Linked DNA regions of Homo sapiens: region 1 is linked to region 2. A link is a loop called in an ENCODE intact Hi-C map of the cell type or tissue named here. Cell type or tissue: chondrocyte. All regions are shown on one strand. Each heading gives the region's core, and the rest is flanking DNA. Links, peaks and the distances in the headings are about the cores only. Region 1 holds the start of LOC105375208 (a long non-coding RNA gene). Region 2 overlaps TAX1BP1 (Tax1 binding protein 1).

Region 1 (2,822 bases), core at 294-2,793, 290 kb before region 2:
ATGTACTAAACTACCGATATGTTCAGCAAATCTTTTGCTTTAAATAAATTTGTATCTTTTTTGTAGTTTCCTACTTTCTTATAAAAGTCATATGGAAAGGAAAAGCTTCAGCTCATCTGGAATTCTGTTTGGTTGGGTTTTGACTTTCAGTTAATCAAGGATTTGCTGGAGTTATGGGGTGTGTGCATGCTTCTTTTTTTGGAATTTTAGTTATGTGATATTTGCAAGTAATTCTTGGGAACAAGAGTTTCAAACCTGAATGTTCACAAGAAATAACAATATTATAAAAAGCAGATGTTAAACAGTTTTGTTTAAATAAAAAGGAAGATTATCTCTAATATTTGTAAATGCTTGAAAGAAAACAACAAATTCCGTAGTAGAATTTTTATCTTGTCTTCCTTTCTTTAGTTCAGTTATGTAAACAAAATTATATGAATCATGTACTTAACAAGTTCAAGTCTACTTTGGATTTATAGTGTCAGAATCATAAAACCCTGAAAAATGAGCTTATATCTACTAGTTATGCTAATACAAGCACAGTGAGAAGCTATTTGCCACAATCATTCCCCCATCCCAAAGTTTATAGGCTGTATGTTTTCTTTCACCTGAATTACTCTAATATAATATGTTAATGTTTCATTTACCTTGCCAAAAATAGGTTACCCACTTCATGGAAATTCCCATTCTCCTCTGTTCTTTGTATTGTGTTGCATTAGCCCATTGGTTCTGGTATTTTCTTCCTTTGTTTGGTACCATTTGTAAGAATTATCAACTGAGTTTCATGCATTCTCTGCTGGAAGAAAAAAAGCTTTTTATTTTTCCTATTTGAAATTGTGATGTTGGCAATGAAAATTCCAAAATCTCTCTGCCCATTTCTAGTAAAGCAATTTATGCATACATGTGACTAGAGTAGAGAAAAGTGAGTTTGACGTAGAAATTATGAGGAGACATATTACCTGGAGACATCTGTGATAATTCATGCTGTCCAAAAATGGCATGAACCAACTCAGCGAAAGATTCCTTGTTGCTGGGGGTGTCCTGGGTGTCTGGAATTCATTAATAAGATTTGAATAAGGAACCTTTCCATCCACACATCTCTGGATATGGAACAATCCTGTGAATTGGCATTTAGAAAGAGGGTTCATTTTGACCAAGTGTGTTCAACCTGAGCCCAGTTTTTAATAAAATGGAGATGAAATAGACACATACAAATAAAACTGTAAAAATTCCTTCCCTTTCTTTCACACGAGGAAAAAGAGGCTCTGAGAAGTGAAGGGACCCGTTCAAAGCCGCACAGCTAGTTACTGATCTGGGGAATAAGAACTCAGATCTCATGACTCACCTCTTCCACTTTTATCTCACTATGTCCCCTCTTTTTCCCTGAGTCATTTTCAGAATGTTTTACATGAGTCATAAAACTCGACCAAGGTTAAAATGGGGCCTGCTAAACTCTTATAATACTACACAGATGAATCATGTCAGCATTGCTTGAGAATTTTATTAAGACAGGTTTAATTGGTCCTGCCTGGAAAACTGAAACATAAAACAAAGTCACTGATTTCTCTGACTGTGCAGATCTCTTGGATGTGCTCTTTAAATTCCTCTGCTTCTGTATCTCATTGCTGAGGACATTTGCAAGAAAACATAATATTTATTGTGTTTGAGTACATCTAGTCTTGCTGCTTTTTCTTTTCCTACATCATAATTGTCTCTTTTCAGGCAGAGGTGGACAGTTAAGCAAGTTCTGCACGTACCCAAATAAACTCTGAACAGATTGATTCCCTCTGCACCCCAGTAAGGGTGTGCTCCACTGTGTTCCCTTGTCCCCAGGCCCAGATTCTTCCTAAAGTAAACTGGGCCACTGAACTGTGCCCATTAGTGAGCCAAAAGATTGGCATCTGCTGTACCTAGAGGGAGTTTGTTCTGTAGATGCCAATGGGCTGCCGTGAGGGTTGCTGGTTATTCACTTTCTCTGGTCTTGCTATGTGCATTCTTTGCAGATGTTTCTCCCCATCCCTGACCATACTTTCCTACCTTCTCCAGGAGCACAGCCTCACCCCCAACATCCCATACCCCTGAGTGCCCAGGCAGGGTTAGGAACCTCTAGGTGTCTAATAAAGGGAGGTAAAAGCCACTAACCCACGTTAAGAAGGTAGCTTTCCCTCCTTTCCTCTGTTTGGCACAAGGCATCATGGCATTTGGGGCAGGCCCCAGAATAATCTGTGTGCCATGAGGAAGCCCAAATGTCCTCCAGAGATGACCCTACCTCCTCCAGTGCGAGCCTTTTTCAAGATGCTCTGTGTCCAAAGCTGCCTGCAGAGTGAGGTTGCGTTACTCTACCACTTCTATTTGCATCCTCATTGTTCCCCCCAAAAATGAGTGAAGACTATGGCACCAGATGAAGAATAAACAAGGAAAACAACTTCAGGTTATTAATATTTTCAAATAATATGCATGCTCCCAATAACTGTACAAAACATAAGAAAAAAATCACTATAGAAGTCAGATAGGTTTTAGTTTGTTACTATGTCAGTAGTTTGTTAATCAGTGTTTATCAGACTGACTCTAACCTGAAGTTTATTCTAGGCAGGGCTGCTGTCCTGGTGGACTTGAATGTATAATGGAATCATAATTATTGCAGAGTGCTGCATGTTAAAATGACTGGTTGGGGGAAGGTGTTATTTACTTGTATTTTCCCCCACAGTTGTTACATATTAGTGCATCAAGACAAAGAAATGATTATAATTTACTGAGTAAAGTTGCAAAGGTCCTTGGCAATCATCTCACATACATGTACTTATAGAGAGGCTAGAGCTACTCCA
Region 2 (2,822 bases), core at 15-2,514:
TTTCATGGAAAGACTTAACTATGAATACTCTCTACCTGGTAACCTAAAGCCATCAGAAAAATGAACAGGTAGCATTTACAAACACTGGAGAACTCTGCCTAAAATAACTGAAGAGTTTTATTATTTTGTTTCTTTGAGTTGTCTGAGCTAATTTGGGCTCCCAGGGAGGTCATGATACTAATGAAGTCATTAATGATTATCTCAAGTCACTGGCTTCACAAAGGAAAAAAAAAAAAACACCAATTCCAGTTCTTTAAAAAAAAAAGAAAAAAAAAAAACTCACTACTGGTTACAAGACACCAACAAAAGAAACTATAGCTAAATCAACAGAACCAACATCTATTAGATACAACTACCAAAACTGAATTAAGAGAATAATATTTTTCTATGAAGTGAGTGAATAGTCACGCTTCCTTTAAGAAAGATATTCAGTAAGAAGGAAATAAACTAGCTTAGAATAAACGTCCCATGTTTTTAATCAAAAGCTGATTAAGGATAATACTTTTTTCTTAAAATTTAACATATCATTTCCTAAAATAAATTAAACCAACAAAGCTGTAACTATTTTTTTTATAAAACAAGGCAAAAGTGTTTCAACTTCTGTTAACCTCAATTATAACAGTTTTTTAAAAACCCACAATCCAACCTTATACTTTTAGTTCACTGAAGTTTTTGAGGTACAAAATAGCACATAGGTATACATATATGTATTTGTATATGTTTACAAATGCATCAAAAGGAACTCAAGAAGTATACACTATAGAGTTAATAGTCTTATAAGGGATGTGTGTAAAAAGAAGACTTAAGGACCTTAAATTTTACATCAATTTATTGTTTGAATTTTTACAAGTATATATAAATGTATTATTTCTATTGTTTTAAATAGCCCTATTAACAAGAAATTCCATTTTTAAACCCTCCCCTGAATTTCACATTTTCTAATAGAAAACACTAGTATTTCACTTTAAAATATAGTATTCACAATGGTTACAAGTCTGAAAAGTAAAATAATTTGTGATTATCCTATTAATGGCCTTCATTAATCTCTCTCCAACACTCCAATCTTTTTAAAATTTCATTGCTATAATTATAGAAATATTTTACAAAAGTCATTCCAGTACCTTGTCATTTTTTACTCTTATTAAATTACAATATAGCTACTAATCATTTAAAAAGTTTACATGGATGAATGCAATCAAATATAATTATGTCATTATCAACCCATTTTAAATAATAAAATTTCTAATTCCCACATAGTTCCTCTGGTTCACTCCTCCTACAGATAACAGACTTAGGCAAGCTTACAAAAATGTTGGAATTCACTGAGAATGTCAAGGTCGCACGGGAGTGGAGAAATAATATGCAAAGTCACTGCATCACCTTGTGGTAATGCCTGGGAAGTGTAGCTTCACTAACATCCTGAGAAAAAGTACAAACCTCCTCTCAGTTGGAGAGAAGTACACTCCCTACACAAAAAGGAAAGTAGAAGCAAGCAGCTTTACCATGTCAAATTCTGATTCCCCTTCTCTAAAGTGCACCTCTACAAACAGGAGTATAGTAAGTAGGCAAGCCAAGGATAAGTATGAAACGTCCAGTCAACAATTAAGGGGCCAGACACATTTGGCTGGGAAACAAAATCAGAAATGCTTATACATGCTGGCTACAGTGCCCTCTTCCAGGTTTCCTACTACACTTCCCCAAGTTCCAATGCCTCTAGAATTTCTTTATGTGTGTTATGCTGTAAACTGTATATTATAAAGTCTTTGGTCTAAATTCCAATTTTATTATTTTGCGAATGCATTAATGTCTATAAAAAAGATAAATAATATATAGTGGGCACTCAGTTATGTATACAGCTAAAATAAACATGGGGTGGGGGCAGGGAAGCATTTCAATGTTATCTTTACTTACTCCTCTTGTAACTTTTTCAAGCCCAAAGCAGATTTGACTTTTGTGGTAGTATTTTTCCAGTGGTTCCCAATACTTGTTTTACTTTAGCCCAAAAATGTAAGCCTTAGTGAACTTACTGAAAAATAGACCATAGTAAGAACTTCTGTACATTAAACATATGAAGCCAAATTAAGCTTTTTAATTTAGATAAATACTAAATATAATTTGCCAGTCCTAACAATTAGAATTCAAAAATAAGGTAATTTTGTTATGTGTGATAATATAATTATGGTGATTCTGTGTTTTTCTAGTCTTTATCATTTAAAGATACTAAACTAGGCCGGGTGCGGTGGCTCACGCCTGTAATCCCAGCACTTTGGGAGGCCGAGGCGGGCGGATCACGAGTTCAGGAGATCGAGACCATCCTGGCTAACACGGTGAAAACCCATCTCTACTAAAAATACAAAAAATTAGCCGGGCGAGGTGGCAGGCGCCTGTAGTCCCAGCTACTCGGGAGGCTGAGGCAGGAGAATGGCGTGAACCCTGGGGGGCGGAGCCTGCAGTGAGCTGAGATCACGCCATTGCACTCCAGCCTGGGTGACAGCGAGACTCCGTCTCAAAAATAAAAAATAAATAAAAATAAAAAATAAAGATACTAGGCCGGGCGCGGTGGCTCACGCCTGTAATCCCAGCACTTTGGGAGGCCGAGGCGGGTGGATCATGAGGTCAGGAGATCGAGACCATCCTGGCTAACAAGGTGAAACCCCGTCTCTACTAAAAATACAAAAAATTAGCCGGGCGCGGTGGCGGGCGCCTGTAGTCCCAGCTACTCGGGAGGCTGAGGCAGGAGAATGGCGTGAACCCGGGAAGCGGAGCTTGCAGTGAGCCGAGATTGCGCCACTGCAGTCCGCAGTCCGACCTGGGCGACAGAG

Evidence for each region. Peaks named below come from ENCODE experiments on the same cell type or tissue, not always from the same donor. Only the 100,000 strongest peaks of a DNase experiment are listed, where the experiment ranks them.
Region 1: a loop joins it to region 2, with 2.4 times the contacts of the local background. A loop is called at or near these places in 15 of 110 quality-filtered maps.

Annotation. Positions count from the first base shown.
Region 1 is chr7:28,036,020-28,038,841 of GRCh38, reverse strand. All of the region lies in intron 1 of JAZF1 (JAZF zinc finger 1), which reads left to right. LOC105375208 (a long non-coding RNA gene) reads right to left here and starts at 1,326. Exons shown (of 4, transcript XR_001744910.3): 1 at 957-1,326; 2 at 645-793. RefSeq lists an enhancer at 741-1,940. In chondrocyte, for the core only: no CTCF peak of the experiment used is centred there; no DNase peak of the experiment used is centred there.
Region 2 is chr7:27,743,831-27,746,652 of GRCh38, reverse strand. The region is part of intron 1 of TAX1BP1 (Tax1 binding protein 1); the gene reads right to left. Among named protein-coding and RNA genes, the nearest start is that of TAX1BP1-AS1, 4.6 kb to the right of the region's middle. In chondrocyte, for the core only: CTCF peaks have their summits at 1,171 and 1,393; no DNase peak of the experiment used is centred there.